Regions from separate parts of the Homo sapiens genome. Here regions 1, 2, 3, 4 and 6 are each linked to region 5. The links are chromatin loops, found by intact Hi-C in ENCODE. Cell type or tissue: heart right ventricle. All regions are shown on one strand. Each heading gives the region's core, and the rest is flanking DNA. Links, peaks and the distances in the headings are about the cores only.

Region 1 (5,074 bases), core at 832-4,831, 490 kb before region 5:
TTTTCTCATAAAAGGTATCCTTTGTGGCCAGATGGTGACAACTTGCAGGCAGCTTAAATTCCTTAGGCAGTTCCTTGGCACACGCCTGGGAAAATTTGTTGACACATTCTTGTTTCGATAGGATGAATCTCTTAGCCACCATTTCCTGCTGTGAAGCACTTCTCTCTGAAGAAGCTTTTGGATCTTTGCTGAAAATAATTAAAATTTCTCCATGGAGGAGCCCTGCTGCCCAATTACAAAAATAACATCAAAAGTTCAGTCTCCACAATACTGAAGCAATCACAGCAGCTTCGATGATTTTGGTACAGGAGACAATGAAAAAAATGTTATGAAATGCATCTCTATTTGTTTTTCAGAAATCAAAACTAGAGGTCAGTTACATTTTATCAGTACTTTTACACATTCTTCAGTATTCTGTGCATTTTTTTTCTGGGCCCACTAAAGACAATATATATCATAAATTTACTTCTTTGTAAATAGGATACATACCTAATACCAGGTCCCATGAACTGAAACAATCACTCCTCATTTCTTCTAATTGCTTAGAAAGGACTAACTCAAAGCAACCATTCCTCTTGCAAAGTCTGTTCTCTGTATTCTTAAATCTTCCTTTAGTGCTATAGTTTCACTGAATAATCCGTAAATTAGAGAAAACAGTATCTACCTCACAAGGTTATAATGGAAATTAAAGAGTACCACATCATACTTCACTGATTCAAAAAATTATGTCTCCCCATGTCTGACATCTCCAAAATGGAAGTGTATCTTACAATCTACAGCATCTTACAATTGCCATCCGTAAGAGTGTAGCTGCATGTAGCTATCATCGCCTGTCCATGCACAAACTCGCTAACACTGGTAGCATGACTGGAACTCAACTTCCAGTGGAGGTGAAAGAAATACACAAGACACTACACAATGTGTGAAAGTACGCATAAAATGTAAGTGGGCTCTGATTGTGATTTCTGAAAAACAAATAAAGATGAATTCCATAACATTTTTCACCACATCCTGTACCAAAATCATCAAAGCTGCCATGATTGCTTCAGGATTGTGGAGATTGATCTGTTGATGTTATTTTTGTAATTGGGCAGCAGGGCTCTGCCACGGAGAAATTTTAATTATCTTCAGCAATGACAGAAAACAATAACAAAGTTCTCAGAACCATTTGAGAAAGGAGTTTGGGTCCTGGTTATTCTCTGGAAACCTTCTGCTGACACCTCAAGAATGCTTCACGGCATGCCAAGCCTTGCAGAAGAGGTATCAGTGGCATGGGAGATAATAGGCATCTTCTAAAAAATGCTGTGCTACCCACAGAAGACAATACTGGTAGTGAAACAAGAACCTCAACAATTCTGAGTCAGAGTGATTCAGTGAAGATAGACTGAATGCAAAAAACGTTTAGAAATACCTCAATTTCTTCGTACTTACCTTTTTATACATGCACAAGAGTGATATCTGATAAAAGAATCAATGTCTAGCTAAGCCTAATACAGCTCTTTCAATATATATACAATGACATTCTATGTGATATTAAATCATTTAGCAATATTTCAGTTGCACTTTTTTTCTAAGGGGTATATAAAATGATGATGTGTCACTTTTGATACGGTTTTAGGTTTCAGGGAATGCAATATAGAGAAGGCCAAGTGCAGTGGCTCACACCTAGTCCATTCTCAACGAGATGTAGATGTTCTTGCTGTTGTTGTTAGGACTTTTTAGTTGCCAAATCTGATTGAATCAAATCAAGCAACATTTGAAGATAATCTGAAATTTTAATATGTAAAAAAAAAACCCCAAACCAAGTTTGAGACAGACGATGTTATATTACAATTTGAACATAAATGTCCTCTCTAAACAATTGATTTCACGTCTGAATTTGAATCTTCAAACGATGATTGCAAAGTGTAATTTGATTTATATCTTCCCTTCTCCTCTTTCCCTAGATCTCTTGTCTACATGGTAAAATTCAACAGCCTAAGGAGGCAGAAAGAGAAAGAAAAATAGAAATTAAAACAACTCCAACCCACTGGTATACACAATCCATAATTCAATTCTGTATGTTTTTAAGCTTCTAGCAGTTTTGATTAAATCTTGCTGGAATTTAAATTGTATCAGAAGAAAAGTTTAGCATTAAAATATGGAATTCTACCAAACATGTCCCCAAGTCAGGAGAGATACTCAAAGAATATAAATTAAAGAAGAAAGAAAAAAGCCTAAAATCTCCAAATATTCTGGAAAAGTCACATTTATTAATATTTTAAATTGCATGAAAATGCACGTTATGGTCAAATGGATAAATAGAGCTATAGGAATATGTGTAGAAGTTTTGTCTTATCCAACAGTATAATGTGGTGTATTTTCCCTTCCCAATGGTTAAAAAAAAAATTCCATTCAACAGATGTTTGGTTAAAGCTTGGCAATTTTTCTATTTTATCAATGTCACATTTTCTATCTATAATATATTGAATAATTTTTCTCAAAACTTTCATAGAATTTAGTAAGTATTTAAACTGACTATAATTCACTTCTAAAATATAATTTCATTGTCTAAAAGTTATCATAAAATACATCAGATCATTCCACACCAAAATTACTCTGTGGAAGAATTTTTCTGATAATATTTTCTGAAAACAATTTCAAATATATGATAATTATATACTTATCCAGTAACCTTAACAAGAATGCTTCAAGTTAGACTGACACGGGATTACGATTTCCTGGAACTCTGCACCAGTCACTGGGCCCCGTGGGCTCTGTTTTGTCTCCTATAGTTTGGGGATTGGAACAGATTTCCAAGGCCCCTTCAAAATGAACTATGACTAAAACACCGTCTGTGTTGTTCAGATGATTACCCACCAGAGGGCACCAAAGCACCTCACAATACCTTTCTTCAACTCAGTTCCCTGAATCAGATCATGGAAGTAGGTGGGGGTTGGTTGGTTTGGGTTTTTTTCTGTTTATGTCCTGTAATTCGTTATTACATTAATAAAGTCACATTTCAAACCTGAAAATATGAGGCAATCGGACATCTGTTATTGATTATTCTAAAGGAGACATTTCTGAGCACATGCACAAATTTATCTTTACGAGTAATGTACCCATTTTTCAGTCATGCTTAAGATTGATATATTAATGGAGGATGGAAGATAAAGACTTCCAGTCTTGACCAAGTAGTGCATTAAATTAAACTCAGTGGTTTTGGCAGAGAGATCCTTTGCAAGATTGATGTTCTATTATGTGAGTCTGAAAAGCAAGACAAAGGAGAATTGCTGGAGTCTCTGAAGTCCTATCCGTGTCCTAGATCGAAGGAAATGAAACATATTCCTTAATCTAATTTGTGATCTTCCTTCTGCAAAGAGTCATTGCAAACTGTGGAATAATAAACTAGCAAGATATGATGTGCTCAAAACATCACTGAATAATCGTATTTGCACTGCAAATAATCACATAAATGAACATTTCTATTGACCTAAAAAGAATGACAGAGAGAGGTTTTGAAGCACTGATTCTTTTTCACAGGATTTTAAATCATTCTCCTGGAATTGGAAGTCCTTGAAGATACAATGGTGATGAGAAAGCAGAAGGCTTAGACTACTAAAAGTGACAGGGGAGTGGAGGGAGGGTCGTGTCACATCTACCACCGAATAGGTTGAGCACATAAAGAGAGTAAAGCCAGTTGCATTGTGCCATGGCATCTGTTCGACTTCACACTGATGTGATGTGGACCACTTTGAAGGTTACAATAGCAGAATTCAAAATTGCAAAGTCAGGGAGAACAGATGCTAGACTCAGGGATGTGCATGATACTGAGATTATTGCAAACCCGATGAAAGACATGAACAGGCCCTTTTATTAAATATGAGAAGAGTCTAAGCCATAATAAACACTGTGAACCTGAGGACTCAGAGTGATGATGTGGTGGCAAGAGTTAACAGAAATAGAAACCAAAATGGAAGGGGATGGAATAATGCAATAGCAACAGGTAAAAACGTTTTTGCAAAAAGTTGCCAGCATGAATTTAAAAAGGCATTGAAAAGATTTAAAACCAAAATCGTGTAGGTTGACAACACCAAATACATACGGTATCTTTCCAGGGCACCATCCCTAAAATAAGTGGAAATGTATCTAAATAACAGAAATATGATTCTATAAGTCTCAGGTAGAAAGGATGCTGGAATTATTATCAGCAACAACCCTCACCTTTTTTCTTATTTGTATTTTTAGATCTAAGAATATTGGATTTAAATATTAACCAAATAGGCTGGGCGCAGTGGCTCATGCCTGTAATCACAGCACTTTGGGAGGCCAAGGTGGGCAGATCACCTGAAGTCAGGAGTTCAAGACCAGTCTGGCCATCATGGGGAAACTCCGTCTCTACTAAAAATACGAAAATAAGCCAGGTTGTGGTGACGCGTGCCTGTAATCCCAGCTACTTAGGAGGCTGAGAATCGCTCAAACCTGGGAGGTGGAGGTTGCAGTGAGCCAAGATTGCGCCACTGCACTCCAGCCTTAGTGACAGAGCAAGACTCCGTCTCAATCAATCAATCAATCAATATTAACCAAATAAAGGGCATAAGACAGCAAGTCAGAGACTTTCGGGTTTTATGATTTGCTTGTTCTGTGGTTGGGAGAGGTAACTCAAGTTTGTTGACTCTCAGTTCTCTACACTGTAAAACGAGGATGAGACTAAACTACATCCTCAAAAGCAGAGCCAGTGGGATGTCCGTCTCCTGAGTTTCTTCCATGTCATGCTCCGTCTCATAAAAGAATAACCAGGGTATTCAGTGATCATGATTTTGTTTGCAGGTTGCACAACTATTTGCTTAATTTTATTTTTAATATTATAAACATTATTGGAAAACAAGCCTAAAGTTGGAAATAACCTAAATGCTCAGTGACAAAGGATTATTTTTCATCCTTATAATCCATTCAGTGGACTATCAGGTACCTGTTTGAAATGATGTAGAAGATTATCCAGTGGCTTAAGGAAAACACTTGGTTACTACAGGAAGATAAAGAAGCTCCAAATCAGAATAACTACAATTTTGGTTTTAAAAATAATGGCACCAAA
Region 2 (5,074 bases), core at 245-4,244, 210 kb before region 5:
CTTCAATAGCTCTATGAACATTTTTATGATTTTCTAAATGGCTTTCAACACTTGGCAAATCTGAGCCCCACTCAGTGCGGTCCAGTTGTACCTTCAGACAGTAAAATACTAAGTTTAAAAAAGAAATTGATAACAATAAAGACTGAAACACTCAGGTAAAGTAAACATTTTTTTACCTGCATCTCATCAACCCAATTCAAAAGATCCTGAACAAATTTCATATTGATTTCTTCTTCTGTTAAATTTTGATCCAGCAAAGAAGACTTTAGAAGGGGTTTTCGGATCTGCATCAACTTCAAAGTTTGCAATGAATTTGGCTCTACTCCTGAACTGAAATTTGGAACTAATCCTGATGGGAAACCAGGTGTATAAGCTGGAGTGACAGATGGAGTCAGGCGGGAAGTCATCCCTGATGACAGGCCAGAAGTCATACTAGAAGAGGTTAGGGAAGGTGTTAAACTCTGGGTCAGCCCTGAGGTCAGACTAGGGTGTAAGGTCTGTGCAAATCCTGAGTTTAAACTTTGAGTGATTCCTGATATCATGAGCTTTGTCTGTTCTGTTGTCAGTATGCGTCCTTTGCTGTACACAGAAGAACATTCGTTCCTTAAGGCCATAATTTCGTCACGCAGTTTTGCAACCCTGAAAAGAAAATCCAAAGGGATAAGGTGAAATATAAAGGCACTTGTAACAAAGAGTGAACTCTAATGTTAATTATAGGTTTTAGTTAATAATGATGTATCAATGTTGGCTTATCAGTTTTAGCAAATGTGCCACACTAATGCAAGATGTAAATAACAGGGGAAGAGGGAGGTATAAGGGAGCATATGGGAACTCTGTATTTTTCACTCAATTTTTCAGTATGCCTAAACGGCTCAAAAATACAAACAAGCAAAATGAGGAGGCAATTGAAATCACATTGCTAAAATTTTGCATCATGATTTTTTTCAATGAGCATTGTACTATGAGGACTTTCAATCTTATTTGTCTTTATAACTATGATTTATAATGAATACAATTACTATAGCATAATATGATCATTTTTACATTTATGTATATATTTTTCATATTTAGAATTACTATAGATTCCTAAAGGTGAAATTACTGAGTCAAAGGATCATTTAAAATTTTTGCATTTACATATTTATGCACAGAGAGAGAGAGAGAGAGAGAGAGAGAGAGAGAGGTTATAGCCTGAAATATTCCATACTTACCCCCATACACACACTTCTCAGTGATAAAGGTTTTTATACACGTATTTTCTTTCAAGATTTTGTTATGAACATTTTCATAATAGGATAAACAGAAAACTAAAAAGCTGAATTAAAAATGACACTTTTTGGCCAGGCATGGTGGCTCATGCCTATAATCACAGCATTTTGGGAGGCTGAGGCAGGTGGATCACTTAAGGTCAGGAGTACAAGACCAGCCTGGCAAACATGGCAAAACCCTGCCTCCACTAAAAATACAAAAAATTAGCCAGGTGTGGTGGCGGGTGCCTGTAATCCCAGCTACTAGGGAGGCTGAGACATGAGAATCGCCTGAACCCAGGAGGCAGAGGCTGCAGTGAGCCGAGATCACACCACTGCACTCCAGCCTGGGTGAGAGAGCAAAACTGCATCTCAAAGAACAAAAAACAGACACTTTTCTTAGATTTTTTTCTCTTTCAAACATCCCATGAATACTTTAAATGTATGTAAATGTATGCATGTAACTTACATCTATATCTAGGGTATTCATTTTAACGAGTTAGTTACTGCAGCAGTATTATACGCACCATAAAATATTTTTTCTATTGCTAATCTTTAAAAGACAAGTACCTACTTAAACACCAAAATATATAAAAATGTGACACACATTTTCAACTAAAAAACAGCAAAGAAATATATTTCATAAAATTTTCATACTCTACATTCCTATTTCAAATGCCCATGAAACAGTTACACAAAAAAAGGACAGAGAAAGAATAAGTAGCACTCTTACCTCTGTACCAATTGATCTGCCTGGTAGTATTTTCCATCAATAAGAATCTGTACATCAATTACATGCTGGCGTAAAAGGTTCTCACATTCAAGTATATACCCAGCAATTTCTGCTTCATTCTGAAACTGCACTCCTGATTCTAATCTTTTAGAATCCTGTATTTTAAAAGAACTCAGTATTAATTCTGTGAAACAAGTTTCAAAACAACCTGAAATATAAAACATCAAATATTGGAACAGAAGCCTACTTGGGCTTTCTTTAGTTTTCCTTGTTGGTTCAAAAATATGTTTTCCCTCTTCTTGTCTCTCAAGAGAGCAAACACCAATCATAATCTTTAACAAACTTTAAGTTTCAGTGGAGAGTATTACGAAGAATCAACCAAACATTATGTAAAAGTTTTAGTTCATCCAAACGCACAGTGACTCCTCTACCACAACCCCAATGGCTCCTAAAATTAACTTACAGACTGAAGAGCATTTCCAGCAAGAATCAGTTTGTCTTCACAGATGACACTGTCCCTCTGAACTCTGTTGGCAATCTGTTGCAACATTTCTAACCTAAAAGATGAGACAAAATAAAATAAAGCTTCTCCCTTTGAAGTCAAAGAGCTCACCATTCCTGAAAAGTGCTGCCCATCAAAAAGTAAAACACAATCCCACACCAATGATTCAATACCTGTGTCCATCAAAGGATTCACTGCCGAAGCTAATGCAAGAGTTGATCAGTGTTGGACCACAATGAACCAAGAGAAGATTTTCATTTGAATCAAGACTGGTTCGAGTGCTGGTAGTGTTACTAAACACAGAATCACTGCTACGGTAACTATAACTACTACTGTGCATTTTTATTCCTGAAACGATGTTCTTTCTTTCACCTTTCAAAGTAGACTAAAAGGTAGGAGGTCTGGAAAAAGCTCTACTTCTAACGGTGAAAAGTGGCAGCTGAATATTACAGCTTTTAGTGGCTCCTTAAATATGCTTCAACATGCATATGCAACACACAGCAAATAATATGCTGATAACTATTCAAAAGAATCTAGCCTAAAGCCATTCGTTTGCTAGCTGAGGTTTGCCTTTTGTAGCTTGTATTAAAACCCTACAAGTATGAACAAAGCAGGCAGATTGGGCGTCACTGGAAAGGATATGCCAAATATTTGCACTAAGAGTCATCCAATTGCAACCACCTAAAAAACAACTCAGATGCCTCACAGATGTCCAGGACAACTAGTAAAGATTATTCTGGCAATACCAATCATTAGCTAAAAGAACACAAATATCCAATCATAGTCTGACTTCTGCAAAAGACCAGGTCTGTGCTGAATAATGTAAGGAAGGCAAACAGCTAGAAATTATGAAGTACCTATAAACAAATGAATTTGATGAGAAGCAAAGTACGCTTCCATTTTAACCACCATGTCATTTGTTTATTAGGTTAAATTAATGGAAAAAGTATCCATTTACCTTTCTTTATATGACACGCTCCCAGTAATGTTACTTCTAAACCTACTATAAAGTGCCAAGTAGAATACTGATGCAATGCTTACAAATTTAATTTGTCTGTGCTTGTTTTTCCATTCTATAGGATATTACATGGCATAAGAACACTGGCTCTTTCCCATTTGTTTTTCATACACTTCCATGCCACATAGCTATTACTCGCAATACATAGACAATGCCAAAAAATTCGCATGAAGAAACATGAAGGCATTTATCCAACCAGCCTCCTAAATATTTTCCTACCTCCAATAATACTGTTACTTCTCCACTCTAAGAATAGATATTTTTCTTTTCAGGGGTCAAGAAAGGGGAAATTTGAGAGTGCCACACCAATTGCTTCTTGGCCTTTTGGCTAAGATCAAGTGTGAGAGTGCCACATCAAATATAGTGAGTGAACAGAATAGCTCAAAACAATAACAGTGGCACCTGGCATTTATTAAGTAATTATTATGTGCAAGAAATTAATCATTTTAGATACATAACTCATCTCATACTCATAACCACCCAATGTAGTAGGCACTATTACATCCTGTTTACAAATGAAGAAACTGAGGCTTAGACGGTTAAAGAACTTGTCTAACATCATACAACTTTGCAGGCTGAGCTAATAATCTAATTTAAAATTGAGTGGCTTCTAGGCCCTGAACTCTCAACCACTCTCTGCTTTCTTTTATGAACATATCTTAAAATTCAGCTACTGTTCTGATGACTAAAAATCTACTCTGTATCCTCTGGAATACTTTTCCATTATTTCAAATGATTAACATAGTATCTCATTTCAATCACTCAAATTACCTTTTCCGTAAAAGCTGCATCCTGTATATTTATGGCTTGTTTTGGTTTTAATAATCCAGTTATGTACACATATTATTATACTTTAACATAAATGTAATCAGTAATTTAATAAAGGACTGACAGGTTAGACATGCTCTCATATATTTATTTTATGCATTATTTCACAACGTTGAATCCTGAAGTCAATGTGTAAGGCACAGAGAACATGACAATACTGAGCACCTCTAATGTTGTGTCAGGCGCTGTGTAAAGCACTGGCAACGCAAGGGACAGAAAAAAAACAAGGGTTTCTCTCCACATTCTTGGAGCTCATATCTGTGGAATAGGCAAGACTTAAGCAATCACCGAAATAAATATAAAAATACAACCAAGATAAGCACTATGAAGGAACAATACATGGAAACATGAGAGTTCTAAGCAAGATATCTGAACTAGCCTAGGGAACCATGGAAAGTTTCTCGAGAAAATAATGTTGGAGCTGAGATCTGAGAATGTTTAGGTGTAAGGCAGCCAGTGTGGCTACTGTGCAGAGAGCAAGGGGGCTGGAGAGGTGTGTCTGGCCACACAGGCCTTACCCTGTAATATGGTTTGCCTGTGTCCCCACCCAAATCTCATCTTGAATTGTAATAATCCTCATGTGTCAAGTGTGGGGCCAGGTGGAGATAACTGAATCACGGGGGCGATTTCCCCCATACTGTTCTCATGGTAATGAATAAGTCTCAAGAGATCTGACGGTTTTGTAAATGGGAGTTCCCCTGCACAAGCTCTTGCCTGCTGACATGTAAGATGTGACTTTGCTCCTC
Region 3 (5,074 bases), core at 424-4,423, 140 kb before region 5:
TTGCATAGCTGTACAGATCTTGGTGTGGGGTAATTATAATGTAATGTAACTGAAAGGGAGAAATAAATTCAGAAATCAATATACTCTGCATAGTATATCTTTTTTGGTATCTGTCCAGTTCCTTGGACAGATTATTAAAGATGTATTCTTGACAAACTCCACACTACAATGTCTAACAAACGAGCGTCGGCTTGTAAAGGCATCAGCATTACCCATTCCACATATGAGAGAGAGAAGAACAGCTAATAAATATTATTGTGCAATCTTTTAAAAATAGGAGGAGGTGGCCGGGCGCGGTGGCTCACGCCTGTAATCCCAGCACTTTGGGAGGCCGAGGCGGGCGGATCACGAGGTCAGGAGATCGAGACCATCCCGGCTAAAACGGTGAAACCCCGTCTCTACTAAAAATACAAAAAATTAGCCGGGCGTAGTGGCGGGCGCCTGTAGTCCCAGCTACTCGGGAGGCTGAGGCAGGAGAATGGCGTGAACCCGGGAGGCGGAGCTTGCAGTGAGCCGAGATCCCGCCACTGCACTCCAGCCTGGGCGACAGAGCGAGACTCCGTCTCAAAAAAAAAAAAAAAATAGGAGGAGGTATTTTAGATAAGACTAAGGATGCTTCTTTCCAGTATTCTGTCTGTTTGGCAGGAGAATATGGGCATTACCTTTTACAGGTTTTTCAAATATCCTCCTAGCTCATTACTTATATAAATCTTTCTTTAAACTCTTTTTCACCTTAAAAAAATCATGGTAAGTACTACTATGTCAAGAGCAATTTTTAACACCAGCATAAGGAAAAGAGGAGAAACCAATCCATATCCTTACTATGCTCACCTTTTTCCTACTCCTCCTACTTTCTCATAATTTGGGCAAAAGAAAGAAAAAGCTGGGAAAGCAAGGGTCATTATCACTTAACGTGTCTAAGGAGAAAACCTAATCAAGGAAACAAAATTTTGATGGAAATAAGTGAAAATGTGTGGTTGTAATATAAAGACAAATAATGACAACGAAGTAGAATGCTATTATAATACTAATAGCTAATTAGACATAGTTCATCTGTGTGCCATGACTTAAAAAATATAACTAGGTGTAACAAAGTCTGCTTGACACAGGTAGTCTATAATGACACCATTACAGTCTTATTCTTTACCACCACTGTTTTAAAGAGATTCCACTATATTTTTAAATTCCAGCTTTTACTGAAAAGCTTTTAAAACAGAATTGTAAATACTTTAAAATAAAAATCATGCAAAGGTTATTTTAAATAATTTTAAATTAGTTTTATTTAAATTTATATCATGATCAAAATTCACACTAGTTCAAAAAATGTGTATTTCCTCATCAAATCCTCCCAGCTAATGACTCTCTTGTAACGTTATACCAAATTCATAAATCAGATTCAAATTGATCATTATAAATTTAGAGATGTATTCAAGTAAAAGCATTCTGTCTTTGAAACAACAACAAAAAAAGAGAGCTCCTGGGACAGATACAGCAACCTCTCAAGTCATGTGCTTCTAACACAAGGTCACTTTACCAGACTGACTTTCTCTTTATACCTACCTATCATTGGTTTTAAAGAAATCTTAATCATGGTTGGTGATAAGATGGAATAACATGTAGGGGAGTAGCACTGCAGTGCAGGGCATGGTATGATTCCAGGTAAAAGGCAGTCTGAAGACCCTGGGCAGCTGGTGAGTGGGAAGAGAAGCATCAGAAAAGGAATATAAGGATGTGACAAATAAAAATTTCAACTACTTTGCAATTCTGATTAAAGTGCTGGTTGTGGCAACTACCCTGAATACTTCTGAGCTGAATCATCTCTTTTGGGGCTTTTGTCAAATGAGCTATAGGTTGTCAATGCCTGACCTATAATCTCAACACACACACACACACAATCAAAGAACTACCTGAACCTCAAAAATTAACTTCATCTACTTCCTGGATAATGTCTTACATGGCTCTATCCTTAACCGAACAGTGAGCCACTTGCTGGAATGGTTACAATATGAGTCAGGCTGCAGACTCGAGAGGAAGCAAGGTCCTCATAGAGCGGGGTTAGTGCTGGGCAAGTAACAGAATCCACTGGTAGATACAGCTCCAGGAAAGGTGCAGCCAGCCAGGAGTGCAGACACCTTCTGGTCATGCCATCATGGGCACTTCCCGGTGTCCCTTTCAGAGCATTATTTCCTAAGGTGAGAGATTAGGATAGGCATGACACAAGTGGTTGCTTCATCTCTTTTTTTCAAGTCTCAAGGACTGGAAAATCTAGGGGTCTCTTCATAGCATATTTTATAGTTTTAAGGCTTTGACGATACTCTGATACTTTCAGATACTTTATATGCAAACTAATTCACTCCTCTTTAAACATAAGCTCATTTCCTTGGGTCCTTGAAAATAAACAACTGAGAGCAACTGGTTGCATCCTCTTCATTAAACCTTTGAAATAACCCAGGATTATGATCAAGACAACTGACAAAAGGAGAGGAACACTAAAACTATTTTTAAAGACACCCCCAGATGATGAGATACCACTGCCACTGCTACAATCCGTTCTGATGCTTAACACCTCTTCCCTGTCAAAGAATGTTTCCTTAAATCCAGATGACACTCCATGTCCCCAGTACCACGATTCATATTTTTCTAAAATAAAACCACCCAAAATCATATCTGGGGAACTGATATGTTTGGAATGGAATTATAAATACAGGTTTATTCTTTTAATTACTTAATTAAAAATTTGACAGATGCTATATACACTCCTGTTAAATTAATCTCTGCAACAGAAATATACTTTCTGTAGGAGGATTAAAAGTTTCAAAGTGATCACTTCCTAAATGACATCATAAGTCTGCCAAACTTTCAGATTCTAGTCTACTCAACAGAGATCTCCGGACCACAGATGCTTAAAAACTAGTTTTCCCAGTTGTAAAAGCCCAGTGTCACAGAAGAGGTACTGCACTGATGTCTCTTACTAAAGCTGAAATCTAAGTGGAAGTTATTTTCTCTCCAGCCCCTGTCTGAGCACACTCCCTTTTAAAGTGACAAGTTTCACCAAGAGCAGGCTAGAGCCAGGTAACACCTAGCAAATCAGGGGCCACACTTCTGAAAGTGAACCACATAACAGCTATGGGTTTACTGGAAGATGCTCAGGTCCCAGTGCCCTAACTAGAGCTTCATGTCCATTCCTGATGGCTAAGAGAGATTTTGAAACAAAATGTCTCCTGAATATTTGAGGTCACATTCTAAAACCTCTGCTGTGATATTTCTCTATTGATAACTCCTCCTCTAGTTACTGAAATCTTACTTTTCCTACTAGGTCAAATTCTAACGTCATCCAGGCAGTGATGGTTTCCTTCTTCTGCACTCCCATATTCTTTGGATTATACCAGTACACCAATCATCATTTTACTTATAGTTTTATGTAGACAATATACATAAATGTATTAATAATTTCCTTAAGAAGAAAGGGCCCTGTCTTTGGTCCTCACTGCAAATGCTTAATGTCTGACACAGTGCCTTTCATATAGTAGATATTCAAAGAACTTTTGTTGAATAAACAAAAGATTAGTCACCTACACTTTGCATTTGACCTTAGCCATGCACTCAGCTGTGGGCTCTTGAATGCCTGCCGGATCACAGGGAAAAAAACAGAAACTCAGGAAATGGATTCACAAATCCCATCAAATGACTTCCTAGCAGGGGATTTGTGTTTGCCCCAAGGCCCATCATGGCATCTATCGGAGTTAGTGCCTGGCATCATGTTCTGCCACACAGTTGGAGTTAAGTAAATTGCTTCTGAATGACTAACACATTGAAGAGAAATGTCCACTTCTGCATGCCAAGCCTCCTAAGTATTTCCCCTATTAAGGAGCACAGAATGACACCTCCAAAGTATGGTGCTTTGGCATGCTGAGCACTTTGAAGAGAAGAAATTGGAAGTCTTTAGAAGTTGCCTAACTTTCTAACCTTCTCTTGTTTCTCTCCCACTCCTCACCAAGCGCAAAGAGGGAGGATCTCTAGAATTTCCTTAGCTGACTAGGGAAATTTCTGTCCAAAAGAAATGCAATTGCCTTAAGACCTCTCTCTAGCAGTTACATCAAATAGCCAGGAAAGATTAACCACAGAAAAGAGAAGAGATTAAAAGTCATCACCATGCCCAGACAGACTTTTCATCTATTCTTCTCAGGGCAGCTCAGAGAGATTACCTAAAAGACTTTATCTGAATAATAAGACAAATGAAGTTCTGCCCCTCACCTTCCCAGCAGCTTCCCCAGAGCTCAGAGGAACTTTGTACCCAGGCCATTGTTCTTTAAGCTCATTCATTTCCCCTGAAAATCATTTATTGCCCCTCTAAAATTTCCTATACGCCCCCCTTCCCTCTCCCCTGTGAAGAGGGTACATAAGCCCTAACCATCTGGCCCTTCTTTGAGTCTCATATTTGAAGGACTTCCAAGTCTACGCATTCGTAAATAAATCTGTATGCCTTTTTCTCCTATGAATCTGTCTGTTGTCAGCATTTCAGCAAATCTTCAAAGAGGGCAAAAAGGAAGCTTGCCCTCCACCCCTAAAACTCTTATCCATCTAAATTAGTCTGGTAAATGACTGGCTGGAAAGTGTCTAGATAAATCAAATTTCAAGACTGAATAATGAATCGTAAAACAAAACACTTTCAATAAAAATAGATATATAGATCAATGGAACAGAACAGAGAGTCCAGAAATAGACCTGTACATTTATGGACAACTGGTGTTTGACAAAAGAACAAAGGCAATTCAGTGGAGAAAGGATAGCCTTTTCAACAAATGATGCTGGGAAACTGAATATCCTTACGCAAAATCATTTGCTTGAACCTTTTCCACAAAATGAATCATAGACTTAGATGTAACAGCTAAAGCTACACAATTGTTAGATAAAATCATGGCAGTAAATCTTTATGACCTTGGGTCAGGCAAAGATTTCTTATGTATGATACCAAAAGCATACATTATTTTTTAAAAACTTAACAATACGAGCATTTAAACCCAATCTAAAAATAGGCAAAGAGAACCGGGGGGATGGCTCACAACTGTAATCC
Region 4 (5,074 bases), core at 317-4,316, 84 kb before region 5:
CTTGAGGTACTGCCAGACAGACTCAAGTTAAAGCAATTACTAGCATCTGGAAGAAGTCTCCAAAGATTTTACTCAGACTTCAGTTATTGGTCCCTGACAACTATCAGGAATGGAGCTATGACAGCCTTTTATTCAACTTTCCTAAGCAGGAAAACAAAGGCATCTCTACCACCCAAAAACTCAAAAATTTTAAACATTCTAAAAACACCTAAGTAACATTTCCTCTAAGGACTTAGCAAATTTGGTTTTGGGTTCATTGTGTTTACTTGAACTATATGTGGGCAAAGAGAATCTGAGCAAAAGGATTTGTCCTACTTAGCTAGTCACACGCACAAGTTAGTATTCTTACACTACAGCCTCATGGGACCAAAACCCAATCCATCCACTCTAACTGTGAAAGTTGAGCCTTATCTCTCAAAGATTGATTAATTGAAGCATGGATTCACATTTTGTAGAAAGCTTACATGCCTGAGACTTCAAGTCAAAGTCAATTTGCTTAATACAATTTCTATGATACAGTATAAAAAGCATGTTCTTATAAAACAAGAACACATGAGAACACATGAGTATAATGTCTCCCATGTCCATGACATTTCCACATCATGAATGTGACCACTGTTCACTGACAATGCATTCTTTCAACAAGTAGTTTCTGAGCACCTACTGCATGCCAAGTACTAACCAGGCTAGATGCCGAGATACAAAGATGGGTAAAAGAAATCTGGCTTTGACATGCTGGCTATCATGTTGTTTGGGAAGATAGCACTGCTGTCTTTCTAAAGCTTGCAGTTTCTCATCAGACATATAAGGCCTTTCTCTGCAATTGCTGCGGTATCTTTTTTTTTTTTTTTTCCTTTTTGAGACTCAGTCTCGCTCTGCCACCCACGCTGGTATGCAGTGGCGTGATTTCGACTCACTGCAACCTCCGCCTCCCAGGTTCAAGCAATTCTCCCGCTTCAGCTTCCCAAGTAGCTGGGATTACAGGCACGCGCCACCATGCCCAGCTAATTTTTGCACTTTTAGTAGAGTCGGGGTTTCACCGTGTTGGTCAGGCTGGTCTCGAACTCCTGACCTCAGGTGATCCACCCGCCTCAATCTCCCAAAGTGCTGGGATTACAGGCATGAGCCACCGCACACAGCCTTGCAGTACCTTTAATAGTTCTGATTATATGGGAAACCCCAATTCTCTTAACCTAGAAACACAAGTGGACAACCCATGCTTTAAAAATCTAATGAGTCAGTGCTTTTTTTCTGTTTTGACTTGGCTCATGCCCTTAAGCTACTCTTAAATAACACAGTAAGGAAACCTATTTATACCACCACAAGCAGCTGCAGCTTGTCAAAAAAAATCAATGAATTTTCTAAAAACATTTCTTTGGCTTGGTTTCAGTTTTCAGTTCATCTTAGAAGGTCATCAGCTAAAGATCAGGTAAGATCTAATGAATCAGCATTCTTGCACACAGCTAATGCTCTATCAGTCTCAACTTACACATTCATACATTTTTTAAAACTAATATTTATTGAAAACCTACTATGCTTTATGAGTTGAAGATACACTGGTAAACAAAACAAAGAGCCCTGACAATGTGGAATTAAATTCTAACAAAAAGAGAAACAGCAATCAATAATAATAAAAATAACAAGTGGCAGGGAGTGATGGCTTACATCTGTAATCCCAACACTTTGGGAGGCCAAAGTGGGCAGATCACTTGAGGTCAGGCATTCAAGACCAGCCTGACCAACATGGCGAAATCCCATCTCTACTAAAAATACAAAAATTAGCGTGGCATGGTGTTGCACATCTGTAATCCTAGCTACTCGGGAAGCTGAGATACGAGAATTGCTTGAACCCAAGAGGCGGAAGTTGCAGTGAGCTGGTATCGCACGACTGTACTTGCCTGGGTGACAGAGCAAGACCCTGTCTCAAATAAATAAATAAATAAATAAATAAATAAATAAATAAATAAAACAAATAAGTATTAGAGGATGTTCATAGTGATGGCTGTGAAATAAAACAGAGCAGGTTAAGAGAAATTGAGGGTGTGGAGGTTGAGGGACAAGTGAGAGGCAAGATGGAATTTTAAATAAAATGATCAGAGAGTCCCCATTGAGAAGGGGGGCATCTGAATAAGACTTAAAAGAGATGAAGGAGTTAGCCATACAGATATCTGGAAGAAAGACATTCAGATAAAGCCAACAGCCACTGCTACAGACCTAAGACAGGATATGCCTGGTGTACTCAAACAAGAGCAAGGAGGCCATTAGGTATGAAATAAAGAGACCAAGACAAAAAGTATTAAAAGATGAAGCTAAAGAGGTAACAGAAGAGCCAGGTACCACAGGACCATATAAGCCATTTCGAAGACCTTCAATTTGATTCTCACTAAAATAGGAAGCCACTGGAGGGAGCTGAGGCAAAAGAATAACAGATCTGACTTGTGTTTAAAAAGGTAACCATTGTGTACCGAGAAAAAGTTTCTCAACACAGAATATTTACCAAGTGCTTATTTCTAAGGTATAAAAAATTATTCCAACCTAGAATAGACAACACAATCCCAGAAAATAACAAGTTGAATGACTAATACTACCCAATTTCAATACCTATTATAAAGCTACAGTTGTCGAAACAGTGTGGTTTTGGCAAAAGAAAAGTCAAGTCGACCAAAGGAACATAACAGAGGGCCCAGAAATAGACCCACACAAATTTAGTAAAGTGATCTTTGACAAAAAAGAAAAAGCAATTCAACAGAGAATGGATAATCTTTTCAACAAATGGTACTGGAACAACTGGACATCTATATGCAAAAAATATACAAATTTAGGCACAGACCTTATACCTTTCACAAAATTTAACTCAAAATGAATCACAGACTAAATGTAAAATTCAAAACTATAAAACTTTAGGAAGATAACATAAAAGAAAATCTAGATGACCCTGGATTTGATGATGAATTTTTAAATACAATACCAACATCATGATCCATAAAAGAAAAAACATAGGTTGGATTCATTAAAATTAAAAACCTCCACTCTGCAAAAGACACTGTTAAGAAAATGAAAAGATAAGCCACAGACTAAGAGAAAATATTTGCAAATCATGGCTGGGCACGGTGGCTCACACCTGTAATCCCAGCACTCTGGGAGGTCAAGGCAGGCGGATCAAGAGGTCAGGAGATCAAGACCATCCTGGCCAACATGGTGAAACCCCATCTCTACTAAAAATACAAAACTTAGCAGGGCATAGTGGAACCAGAGAGTCAGAGGTTGCAGTGAGCCAAGATCACACCACTGCACTCCAGCCTGGTGACAGAGTGAGACTCCATCGCAATATACACATATATTTGCAAATCACATATATGATAAAGAACTAGTATCCAAAATATACAAAGAAATCTTAAAAAATCAATCATAAGAAAGCAAACAACTCAGTTTAAAAGTGGGCAAAATATCTGAACAGACAGTTTACTAAAGGAAATATACAGTTGGCAAATAAGCATATAAAAAGATGCTCAACACCATATTAGAGAATTGCAAATTAAAACAACGTGAGACACCACTATACACATCTATTGGAATGGCTAAAATCTAAAAAGATTACAACACCAGACGCTGGCAAGGAGGTGGAGCAACAGAAACTCTCTTTAACTGATGGTGGAAATGCAAAACAATACAGCTACTTTGAGTTGTTTCTTACAAAGCTAAACATAGTCTTACCATATAATTCAGCAATTACACTTCAAGGCATTAACCCAAATGATGTGAGAAGAGGAAGGATGCGGGAACTCTGTACTTTCTGCCTAATTTTTCTGTAAACTTAAACTGCTCTAAAAGTCTATTAAAAAAAAATTGGTCAGGCACGGTGGCTCATGTCTGTAATCCTCACACTTTGAGAGGCCAAAGCGGGTGGATTGAGTCCAGGAATTCAGGACCAGCCTGGGCAACATGGCAAAACCCCATCTCTACAAAAAAACACAAAAACTAGCCACGTGTAGTGGCAGGGACCTGTAGTCCCAGCTACTCAGGAGGCTGAGGCAGGAGAATCACCTGAGCCCGGGAGGTCAAGGCTGCAGTGAGCCAAGATCACGCCACTGCACTCCAGCCTGGGCAAGTGGCGTTGCAAGTTGAGACCCCGTTTCACAAAGAAGGAAAGAAAAAATGTATTCCTGTCCTCAAAAAGCTTATTCTCTTATTACTTTATTATCCATACTCTGCCCACTTCCAACATGGAGTTAACACATACGAAAAGGATACTAAAAGTAGAAATAAAATATCAAAACTCATGTGTAAGGAAATCAATACAGTTACATCAAAATTTTGGCTAAAGAGTTATTTATTGATGTTCCTTTGCTGACTTCCTTCAGTCAAGCCTCACTATATGTTCTCATTGCATATGAATCTGCCCTTCAGAGCATCCATTCTGGTGTTATAACTTAATCAGTGTCTAAACAGCAGATAAGACTCCTAAACAGCAGATAAGAGAGTTTAATGATGCAATAGTAACCAGGAAACCATTAATTTGGTAAAGAAACTGGGGTACAGAGAAGTTAGACAAATCATGAAAAGTCCCACTTAAAAATGGTACAGCCAGGTTTTCAACATTTGGTCTGTTTGACTCCCAGGCCTCATGGTATTGGTGTTACGCCATAAAGTATGATATAATTTTTGGACCTAATGTTATCTTCAAGTTGTAAAAGGCAGTGACTCAATAAAAATAATTTAGTTAAGCTGAAAATCAGCTGAATTTAATTTATAAAGATCATAATTTCTCCTAATTTCAAACCCTGCTAATACAATAAAACGCAGAGTGTGGGATGCCCTATTTCATTCCATGCATCCACATAGAGTTGGGGGCTCAGGTTCACTACTGGATAAACTAAAAGTTGGCATCCTCAGTCAATTTACCTGAGTGCTGCAACATAATAAGGGTTTGAAATGATGAACCAGGATTTTTCCCAGGCTAGTTTTTGCTACACCTGTAAAATGGGACTCTTACAGTAAAACCTGCTGCCTTTAAAAATGAAAACAAAGGGGCTGGGCACAGTGGCTCATGCCTGTAATCCCAACACTTTGGGAG
Region 5 (5,074 bases), core at 248-4,247:
TCATTTCGCTGGAGCCTCAGACCTGCGGGAAAGTTCTCAACAGGGCAAGGAGGCAGGCCTCAGTGACTAAACATTTTCTGGTCTGCCTTGACTCTCCAAGTCTACCCCTGCTCACTCTCAGTCTCCATCCTCCCTCCACCTCCCCTTTCTCACTCCACCCCTTGCTCTTCAAAGGCCTGGGTGAGACCAGCCAGCATCTCACAGCGGAAGCCAGAAGAAGCTCAAGGCTGTTGCCCCAGAAACCCTGACTAGAGAATGGCTGGCTAGGCACTGTTTGTTTTTCCCGTAATCAGAAAATCCCACTGGGGGGACAAAAAGGGGGTTCTCAGCTGCCTTGATGGCCGGAATCTGGGCTGGTCCCCTCCAGCCCCCTTGGAGGAAGAGAAAGTACCAACTTTGCAATACAGTATAGGAGGCAAAAAAAAAAAAAAAAAACAACTGTGGAAAGGGACCCCCAGAGTTAAGAGTGGAAGAGAGGGAAGGAAAGGAAGCCTGAACCACTGGATGCAGAAACAAACTTAAAGAACACCTGGCCTTCTGCCTTTGCAAGAAAGTCCCCAAGGACACATTCCATCCTGCCCTGTTACCATTTCCAAGAAAGAAAGAAAAAAAAAATATTGAGGGAAGAAAGGAACAACACCCCTGGAAGCACCTCTCATGCACAGGACACATACACACAAACCACGCAGGGGTTGGAAGGTTGATTTCCACAGTGTTCTCAGCTTTCAGCTGGGTAAAACAAGCCATCACTTCTGGTTCAGCTTTTAGGGCCAATGCAAGGGAACACCGGGTAACACAGAACAGAAACATTGGCACATCTCATGTATTAATTAATCAGGAAGGCGTGATGGCCAAACCCTCAAAAGCACTAAGGACAGAAAGCTGCTATGGATACAATGATGCAGACAGAGATGCTACATTTAAAGAAAAACAACATCCAAGTTGCTGGAATATGCTTTGCAATCCTGGGTACCAAAAACCATGGATCTTCTCAATCTGCGTAGCTCAGTGCCCCTGGGCAAAAATGAAAATAAAGGCTGCTCACTTCCAGCTTCCCGCAAATATACTAGCAATCACTGGAGCTAATACTTTCAGAATGTTATGGTAACTAATGCAGTAATTAGGAAAGTTTAGTGCAAATGTCTGTAAATATTTCCTTGCATTTCAAAGGAATCGATTCGTCCAACCAGAAGGCAGGGCCAAACAGCTTAGTCACCAGCAGGCAGGGCAAATGGCTCTATCGGTAAAACAAGGCATAAAGTAAACATGGTCATCATCCTCCCCCACCTTGAGCACAGATTCCTGCCCAGTGCATCAGCTCCCGCTATGGCCCCCCAGGAGGTAGATGGGCGAATTTCCGCAACTCTCTTCCCCCACTCCATCCCCTTCCCCAGATGCTCTTACCTGCTATCCGAAGCACTGCCCTCTCGGCAGGGTCCAGCACTGAGCCCCCTTGAATCTTTCTTTTCGATCTCTCATGTTTAGGCAAATTCCAGGGTAAGGTGTCTCCCGGAGCTGGGGATGCGGAGCCAGATTTCTGGCTGAAATCATCCTCATCGGAAAAATCCGCAGAGGAAGACATAGAGCAGCGATAGGACGCGTTCCCGGAACTCTACAGAGAATGACACAGAAAAAGCATTAACAGCAAAATACTCACATATGCTCAATGATTTAAACATCTCCCCCACCAACCACCGCCGCCCTCCCTGCCCCCAAACTGGGTCTGGCATATCCTGCACCATCCTCGGAGCTGAGGGAATATGCAGAAACCAAAAAAATAAAACCCGGAGCTCACCATCTTTTCTTGGCCAAGTCTCCAATCGTAAAAACAATACACAGGCAGTTTCAATACATGAAGATTTGCACGGAAGAAGTGTGTGGCCTGTGGTCCGGCCACCAGCTCACAAATGACTGGCCCAACAATGAAGCCAGAATCAACAGCCTTCCTGTTACAAACCTATAGTATTTGGCTCCCCCACCAGGACAGTAGAAATATTTTCCATTACTAGCCTGCTGCTTAATTCATCAATGCAACTAACTCGAAGTTTCGAAAACAAAGCACAAATGCAGGATGTTGAGTCCCAACTCCTTTCCGCTTCAAGTCACCTCACCACTGGAGACTCCGTTCTGACCAGTTTTAAGCCCCTGTCCTCTTTATTTAATTTTCTTCATGAGACTGAAGCAGGTTCCCAGAAAAGAGCAAGGAGGGAGGAAGGGCTGATTCTGAGAAGAGCCTTTTCTTAAGACTGGGAGAACACAAAAGACTGTTTTCAGAAGCCTATGGCAGCACCAATAAACAAACATCTGAACTCGGTTTAGAGTTCTCAAGATAATTTAAACTTCCAGCAAAGTAACAGCTGCCAATAATGTAAATGAGAATGATGCTGCGCAGTGACAGGAAACAGAGCTCTTCTCAGCTCCTGGTCATTACACAGTGAAATGAGAAACAGGATGCTTTTGCCAAAGCACTTTGCCTGAAGGTTAGTCCTCCCTTCATCTAGCTGGAGCAAATCTGTAGGGTCATGTCTTGCATAAAAGTGTTAATATCTTCCATAGAGGGAAAAGGCACAAGATGTTATTCCTTCCTTCTTTGTTGGGTTGTGTTTGTGATTATTTACAGAGCCACTGGCTTACTAAGGAAACAAGGATGTTGACTATCTCTGCTGCAAAATTATAAACATAACGACATATCAAAAGGAAGTCTTGACTTTCCTACTGAGAATTCTACTTCGCTGAGACTCATGGTAAAGATGCAAAACTGGTATAACTCGAATTCCTGAAATGTAACTTGCAGCCATGGATTCCTAAGAAGCAAGTTACAGGCAGAAATCAGTGAGGCATGCTCCAATTTGAGCAAAAACACTGGGCTTCCCACAAAAGCAGTGGCAACTGCAGCACAAACAGGCTGTGTGAGCCACATCCCAAAACACTCACCCTAGGTACGTGAAATAAACTCTAATTGCATCAGGACTACCAACCTTACCTCAATCTGTTTAGGCCTGTGGCTATGCATGGTCAACACCATTATTTTATTTTATTTATTTTTCTTTTTTGTGGGCACATAGTAGGTGTAAACCCCATTATTTTAGAAGTTCACGTAATATTTCCCACAAAGTGAGGTATGTAAGACGTAGCTCTCTATTCTTTCCCCCCAAAAAAGCTGTCTTCCATTTTATTTTACATAAAATTTCATCATCTTGGCTAATTTATTTATTTACAGTCTGTATATTTTTCTAATGACAATAAGGCATTAGGCAAACTTGAGGCAAAAAGTAAATAAAATTGATTTTCTGTATTGTAGCTACAATCCATAGGGAGTTGTGAGTGGCATTAGGTCAGTCACAGCATGCTATTATCAACCCAGTTTATTTTCCATGCTTTTCTGAAAATCCATCTTGAGCTTTCTGAGATTTTGTTTTTGGCTGGCTCTGCATAAAAGGGTGACATTCTTAAAGACTTTTAAGAGGGTATTGGGTTTCTTTGGCTGCTTTCTATCTTCCTAAAAATGGCTTCCTATCTGTCCTTATTTAAGGTCATCCTTTATCTGTGAGATTATATTTCTTGTTACCTGTACTATTTTAGTGAGGATAGTAATTTGATTATTTATCTTTACAGACAGACTTGGAGAATAACTGTTAAAGAACTGCTCCTTTCCAAAAACCACTGGTTATTGATTTTTGTAGAGTAAATTTTTTTAATGGCCTGAGTCTCAGCTGATTGAACAACGAAATGTGATTTATGCCACGACATAAACACCATTAATCACTCATAGCCAGATGGGAACAGTTACCACCCATGGACCCATGGGTGTTGACTGGTGCAGCCTCTAATCTGGTAGTGTCATTGGTAAACAGATAAGAGAGAAAAAGAGGAAAAGACAATCAACAACACTTCTTTCAACAATATATCATAGGAAAATATGGACCCCACACACACACACAAACTGAGGGAAATCATACATATTTATATGTGGCAAAGTCTCTCCCAGGCTACATGATCCAAGTGTTTTAACAATTAAAGTATCGGATTTTTTCCCACAAAAATTTTCATGAATACTTTTTAAAAATATAAGGTAAACTATATAAAAGTAGGCCCATTTGAACCCTGAAAATTGGAAACAGATTTAAATGGAGCTGCTTTAAAGTGGATTGATCCTAAAGAAAACCTATTATATTCTTTATTGATTTGAAATGACTTGCCAAATCATGTTACTATCTTGGGGGCTAGAAAAGAGTGCGGAACTACAGTTCCCTTTTGTTTTAAGAAAAGCAAATATGTTCTCTCACCCAAAGGCCAGAGCCTAACCTTTGATGTGGGGCTTAGAAAGGTAGGACAAAGGAAGAGGGCTCCTGTAATCAACAAAAGCCCCAGGTTCCTATCTAGTATTCTACTATTGTTGCCTAAGGTTTGATTCCTATTAAAATACAAATTCGGTAGCTAGGTCCATCAATAGGAGACTGTTTAAATATAGTTATATGGATACCATAGTCTACTCTATAGCAATTAAACAAAAATGTTACTGATCTACACTTAGTAAAGAAGAAATAATTCATAAAGAATGATTTCTTAAAATATGTGCGTGTGCATGTACATGTAATAGTTACCCATATGTAAGTAGCGATTATCTTTGGGTGATGACTAAGATTCTGAATGAATTTAATTTTATTCCTTATAATATTTTAATCCAATACAAGCACATAAAAAGATTACCAAAAGTAAAAAGATTTTATGTCAAGGGTCAGAGAAAATATGGACAACTCTGTGAAGAAGTAACTAAGTCAGTGTTTTTAACATTTCTGGGCTCATAGGCACCCCTGAAAAGTTAATGAAACCTCTTTCCAGAATAAAGTACAAGAGTCAATACATGCAAACTTTGCATATCATTTTATGGGATTAACTGACCCACTGACCCCAGGTTAAGACCCCAATTCACACCATCATTTGTCATCCCCATTTGGCATGTATGCTGAAAACAAGAGATACATGAAAGAGCTGTGGAGTAACCATACCAACAAGGGGGCAGAGTAATTAGGGTAGTGAAGATAAAGCTGGCCTACGTCATAATACTTTTTAA
Region 6 (5,074 bases), core at 737-4,736, 480 kb before region 5:
TTTTCCATTTTAGTTAAAATCAACTTTAAAATATTTAGAATTGATTTAAAATGCCATTATTCACTGATTACTGTTCATATATAATATATGGGAAATCACTTTCAAATGCTGATTGTTGTTTACACAATAGCCTCTCCCTTCCTCCTGGCTGGTAGAATCTCAATACTCTTTGCTTGCATGTTCACGCCTTCCCTATGTGATCCAAGTCTAAACTGATTGGTCTGAACCAACTACAGTCAGTTTATTTCCTTTGCCAGTGATTAGTCTGGGAGTGGGCAATTGGTTTAGATCTGGCCAATGACCTGTGAAGGACAGTCTTCTGAAGACTACTAGAAAAAATTTCCTCCCTCTCAAGAGAAACAAGAGAAAACACTCCCACTCTTCTACAGTATAATTTTGTGTCTACAAAGGACGCTTTGAGACAATAAGGGGAGATAACCAATCCCTCTCAGACCCTGAGAATGGCAGAGCAGCAGAAAGTAGGAACCTAAATGACCAAGCCAATGAATTCATCTTCTCTGGAACATTAACCTCTGAATTCCTTGTTATGTAAGTTAGTAAATATCCTCATTGTTTAAGCTAATTCATCTAGTTTTCTATTACTTGGAACTGAGACAATTTTTTGTTTTTTTGTATTTCTTTGTCACCCAGGCTGGAGTGCAGTGGAGGAATCACAGCTCACTGCAGCCTCGAACTCCTGAGCACAAGAGATCCTCCCGCCTCAGCCTCACGGGTAGCTGGGACTACAGGCATACGCCTCTGTGCCCAGCTATTTTTTAATTTTTTGTAGAGATGGAGTTTCCTTATGTTGCCCAGGTTGGTCTTGAATTCCTGGACTAAAGTGATCTGCCCACCTTGGCCTCCCAAAGTGCTGGAGTAACAGGAATGAGCCACTGCACCTGGAAGAAACAATTCTTAAAGGTATATCATAAACACCCAAAAGCATTTGCGCACAATCATTTCAATTAAACTACTGTGAAAAAAAATTTTAACCTTTTCTAATTTGTGCTAATCTCAGCACTCTAACCAGAAATTATTCAACAAGCTGTCCTTTGACTCAACTAAGCAGGGGGGTATTTGCAGAATATTTGTAATTTTTTATTTCATAAATAATTCTAAACATTAAAATAAGTTATTCTAGGACAACCTAACCATTTTAAATTATTCTCTCATTTGTTGAGCTATAATTTTTATATACTAGACAAATATAAAATTTTAAATCTCTGCACCTATACACATCAAAAGTGTGTTCTTCAGAGATGTGGACAAATCAAAAAGAATTGAAATGACACTTCTTTCATAAGATAATTTTAGGTGGATGATTACACAGCTTCATGCATTGCAGAGGAAAAAATTCAATGTGAAATGGCTTGATTTGTCTACAGTTAGAAGAAAATCTCGGTTAAGAGCACAACAGTGGCTATCCAGGGCAGTGACCACTTTGTTATTTGATTAAAATTCCAGTTGGTCATGGTTGGAACCAGGTTCTTACTCCACAACCTCTTCTCCTCACCCCCCTTAAAATTCACTTACATTCCTTTTGTTTCAGAGTTATCTGCCATTGGCTGCCAGGGAAAGTTTGTTTATATTTCTTGGGAACGAAGCTTCAAGGTCACTTCCTATCATTAATTCTCTGTGAGCAAGTGTCGCTTGGGACATTTCCTGTTCCTATTCTCAGTGGTGCTGAGGAAGAGAAATTTTCAATGGTCTCTAATTTTTAATCTTCTACAGCAGTCTTCAAATATATGCTGGATGCTGGTATACCATTCATTTTATTTAACTGTGACTATTTCAGTAGAAAAATGTCCACATAATTTCTCCATTAAAAATGTAATATGCTCACTGCTGAGACTCTATCTGTAGAATGGGCAGCATGGTATTTTCTGCCATCTTTGGAAACAAGCTAGGTGGAGTACAGATTGCTTAGAAATCAATGCAAATAAATACTAAGTATGAATCCAGAGTATCTACTATTAGCTGAATATCGAGAACCAATTGTTTTGGTCATCTTTCCTAACTATAGCCAAAAGACAAAATTCAATTCAAAACACTTAAGTAAAAGTGTTATTTTAATCATTGGTGGCTTTTTAAAGATGGAAATACTAGTAAAAAGTGGAAGGACTTACCCTAGAAGATAATGAAGGCATACTATAAAGTTATAATAGTTCAAGCAGTCTGATAACAGGGTAAGAATAGCCATAAGTCAATTCAAAACAAAATGAATACTAGATAAACGCAGGACCCATCAAAAACCATCCTACATATCACACAGCAAAAGAAATCTAAGATGTGAGAGGGTGTTATGTAAAATTGTGTCCATGAAAGAATCAAAATATTGATAAAAAAAGTGTCTGATGTTGAGACCCAGAGGCTTTTCTGGACATAAAGGTAGAAAAAAAATAAAGAAAAAAAACTGATGTATGTGACTGCAAAAGAATGTAAATCTTCCCATCTTAAAAGAATCCTGAACAAGATAAGAAAGGAAACAATTGTGAAAACTTTTTTTATAAGATATGATAAAAGGAGTTAATGTGTTCAACAGAGAGAGATCTTTTAAATCAATTAGAATTAATTCAATGTCTCCATCATAGAAATATGGGCAAAGGATGTAAATAGCCAATTCGCCAAAGAAGAATCACATAAATGGCCATAAATACGAAAAAATTGCTCAACCTCAATGATATTCAAACAGAAACTAATTAAAACAGCCACAGTAAATATTTATACAAAACCAATTGATATTCAGAGTGAATGTACAGCTATTAAAGGTAATCACACTCAGCTACTAAAACTTCTTTCATTTGAATTAAAAGCAAGGGAAATGCTCATGATATATTTTAATTGGAAAAGTATCATACAAAACAGTTTATGTTGAATGGTTGTAATTATTCAAAAATATATGCTTACGTGTAAACATAAGCTAGAAAAAGACTTGAGGCCATATAGGCGTTATCTCTAGGTGGTGAGATTTTAGGCTACTTTAAATTTCTTGTTATGCTTTTCTGTATTTGTCTTTTCCTTTATTAATCAAAAAAACAGAAAAGGTCAACGGCCCACATGGAGTCTGATCTCCAGGTCCTCGCCTACATTCACGTTCCCAGCAGTGGCCGCTTGAGGACACTAGGCTCCTGGATTGCCTGATTCAGATCCCGATCTGGAAAAACCTGTCTCTGTTCCCGGCCTTCCTCAGAGTTCAGCTTCCACCGGCATCACGTCCCTCTCTGAGCACACACCGTGAGAATTAATCAGAGCCTCTCTGTAAAATGTGAGATTTGTCAAATATATGAAAAGCTAAGCAATAAAATTTGACACACCAGCTAAATACAGGTGGTGTTAACATGCAGTTTAAAATAACTGCGGTCCCTCTGTGAGGGCACTGCACATGATTAACACAGAACTCTATCCTATAGCTGGTGTTATTCCTGCATTTTTCAAATGCTTTTACTTGGACCTTTTCAAAATAAACCGTACAATTGGGCTTTATGTGCTTATATGGCAAAGCTGCTCCCTATGATACCATCACAAGGCGAAAGCATAAAATCTAGTTAAGAGTTCTTGCCAAAACATGAATCAGTTGTAGCATAATATTCTGAACTCTGGTCTTCTTTTTTTCCATTCTCTAATATTTCTTCACATCACAGCCCAAACAATTGCTCATAATTAAACTGAGTGCAGGAACAGGCCCTGGCAGGAAATGTACTTGGCAAAGATCCAATAGCTCTTCATTGTCCTCCACACAGAACAATTACATCAGTTCCTTCCATTCCCAGAAAAAGAATGGATTTTGCAGAGCAACAGATGAAAATAAAAGGAAGGAGGCAGCTTATTTACATATTTCTAATCAGGTTAATATATAATCTTTTTATGGAAAAAGGAAATGCCTTGAAGAATTGAATGATCATCTTAAAAACCTGCTTTCCCTTCCTCTAGGATCTGCACCACATGCTGACCACAACTTCTGCTCACCAGTTACTCATGTCTGCTGAAAACCCTCCAGGTTCAAAGGGAAATTCAGCCAATAAGTGTGATATATTCCAGAGTCTGGAAGCTTCAAGAGAAGTTAAATGCCATCAAGTTGCTGTTTGAAAAGTTAAAAATGTATCGTCACTCAGTTCTTCAGCATCTGCTATTTATTCAGTAGATTCACTGAAAATCCTAATGCAGAAAGAGGATTTAGGGACTACATTTGTACACTGGGATAGGGTAAGATAAGAGACATCTTATGAGTTGTTTGGCTTCAGCTCATCTAAATGACAAGGAATCACAGCCCAATCTGCTGCATTCTGATGACCAATGCTTTATCAGCTTAAGGGCATGCCAGGAGAGTCAGGTGCCCAGCCCCACCTCAGGGGCAACCAAGGTGAAGAGATATCGGCCTTCAACCCAAGTTCCCCCCATTCACGTGGACCATCCCAGGCCTTTCCTCTTCTGCCTGTTCACCAGCTCCTGGGTAGACTGGAACTTCTCAGGGTTCCCCAGGAAAGGGCAGTTTGAGTAGAGGGGCCCATCCTCATAAATCCAAGAAGTGCCAGAGACATGCAGAATCTGCAGTTCAGCCTCTCATTGACATCAGATGAAAGAACACTATATCCACAGGAGTGTCTGAGCCATTCAGGAGAAGTGGGTACCATTTTGGGTGCCAAGAAGACCTTAGACTTTCCATTCATATGTTATTTGAATTCCTTGACCTTTCATCTATTTCTCCTGGGCTAAACCCCTAAAGGCCTCAGCTCCCTGGGCCATCAGAGAAGTGAAGATGATCGGACAAGCAGAAAGGAGTTTCCAGAATCCACACCCAAGTCCCTGCTCCACAGAGCTGGGCTGAGTCCCCTTGTGACTGGGTTGGACCCAAGAAACAGGGAGGCCAGAGGTGCTTAGCAAAGTGAAGGGGGACAAGGCAACAAGTATTGTGCCCCAGAAAATGAGGGGACAGCTCCAAGATGTTTATTCCCCCAGAGAATAAATCCTTGAGGTGTGTCCTACACCAGAACACTAATTCAACAGGGCCAGAGATATGCCAACTCCTGGAGAGGAAGGAGCCGGCTTCTAATCAAATGTTTACAAATGGATTCCT

The links. Hi-C counts contacts between places; a loop is a spot of excess contacts. Peaks named below come from ENCODE experiments on the same cell type or tissue, not always from the same donor. Only the 100,000 strongest peaks of a DNase experiment are listed, where the experiment ranks them.
Region 1: it touches region 5 in a loop (4-fold over the local background); 34 of 110 quality-filtered maps call a loop at or near these places.
Region 2: a loop joins it to region 5, with 5 times the contacts of the local background. A loop is called at or near these places in 88 of 110 quality-filtered maps.
Region 3: a loop joins it to region 5, with 5 times the contacts of the local background. A loop is called at or near these places in 88 of 110 quality-filtered maps.
Region 4: a loop joins it to region 5, with 3 times the contacts of the local background. A loop is called at or near these places in 61 of 110 quality-filtered maps.
Region 6: a loop joins it to region 5, with 3 times the contacts of the local background. A loop is called at or near these places in 12 of 110 quality-filtered maps.

The regions. Positions count from the first base shown.
Region 1 is chr6:56,356,556-56,361,629 of GRCh38, forward strand. It overlaps a transcript of COL21A1 not described here. Among named protein-coding and RNA genes, the nearest start is that of COL21A1, 110 kb to the left of the region's middle. In heart right ventricle, for the core only: a CTCF peak has its summit at 2,866 (motif pointing right); a DNase peak (open chromatin) is centred at 2,846; H3K27ac peaks cover 8 bases.
Region 2 is chr6:56,639,967-56,645,040 of GRCh38, forward strand. It overlaps DST (dystonin), which reads right to left. Exons shown (of 104, transcript NM_001374736.1): 16 at 2,444-2,537; 17 at 1,981-2,135; 18 at 177-639; 19 at 1-91. Among named protein-coding and RNA genes, the nearest start is that of DST-AS1, 200 kb to the right of the region's middle. In heart right ventricle, for the core only: no CTCF peak of the experiment used is centred there; no DNase peak of the experiment used is centred there.
Region 3 is chr6:56,711,525-56,716,598 of GRCh38, forward strand. The region is part of intron 5 of DST (dystonin); the gene reads right to left. Among named protein-coding and RNA genes, the nearest start is that of DST-AS1, 130 kb to the right of the region's middle. RefSeq lists enhancers at 2,897-2,946, 3,112-3,672, 3,673-4,234. In heart right ventricle, for the core only: no CTCF peak of the experiment used is centred there; a DNase peak (open chromatin) is centred at 2,089; H3K27ac peaks cover 3,705 bases.
Region 4 is chr6:56,765,690-56,770,763 of GRCh38, forward strand. All of the region lies in intron 4 of DST (dystonin), which reads right to left. Among named protein-coding and RNA genes, the nearest start is that of DST-AS1, 76 kb to the right of the region's middle. RefSeq lists an enhancer at 1,347-1,466. In heart right ventricle, for the core only: a CTCF peak has its summit at 2,412 (motif pointing right); no DNase peak of the experiment used is centred there; H3K27ac peaks cover 3,062 bases.
Region 5 is chr6:56,849,993-56,855,066 of GRCh38, forward strand. It overlaps DST (dystonin), which reads right to left. Exons shown (of 104, transcript NM_001374736.1): 4 at 1,405-1,612. The region is part of intron 1 of DST-AS1 (DST antisense RNA 1); the gene reads left to right. Among named protein-coding and RNA genes, the nearest start is that of DST-AS1, 8.5 kb to the left of the region's middle. RefSeq lists a silencer at 1,799-2,093. In heart right ventricle, for the core only: CTCF peaks have their summits at 1,987 and 2,194; DNase peaks (open chromatin) are centred at 1,338 and 1,899; H3K4me3 peaks cover 2,435 bases; H3K27ac peaks cover 3,068 bases.
Region 6 is chr6:56,367,109-56,372,182 of GRCh38, forward strand. It overlaps a transcript of COL21A1 not described here. Among named protein-coding and RNA genes, the nearest start is that of COL21A1, 120 kb to the left of the region's middle. In heart right ventricle, for the core only: a CTCF peak has its summit at 3,104; DNase peaks (open chromatin) are centred at 3,143 and 3,696; H3K27ac peaks cover 4,000 bases.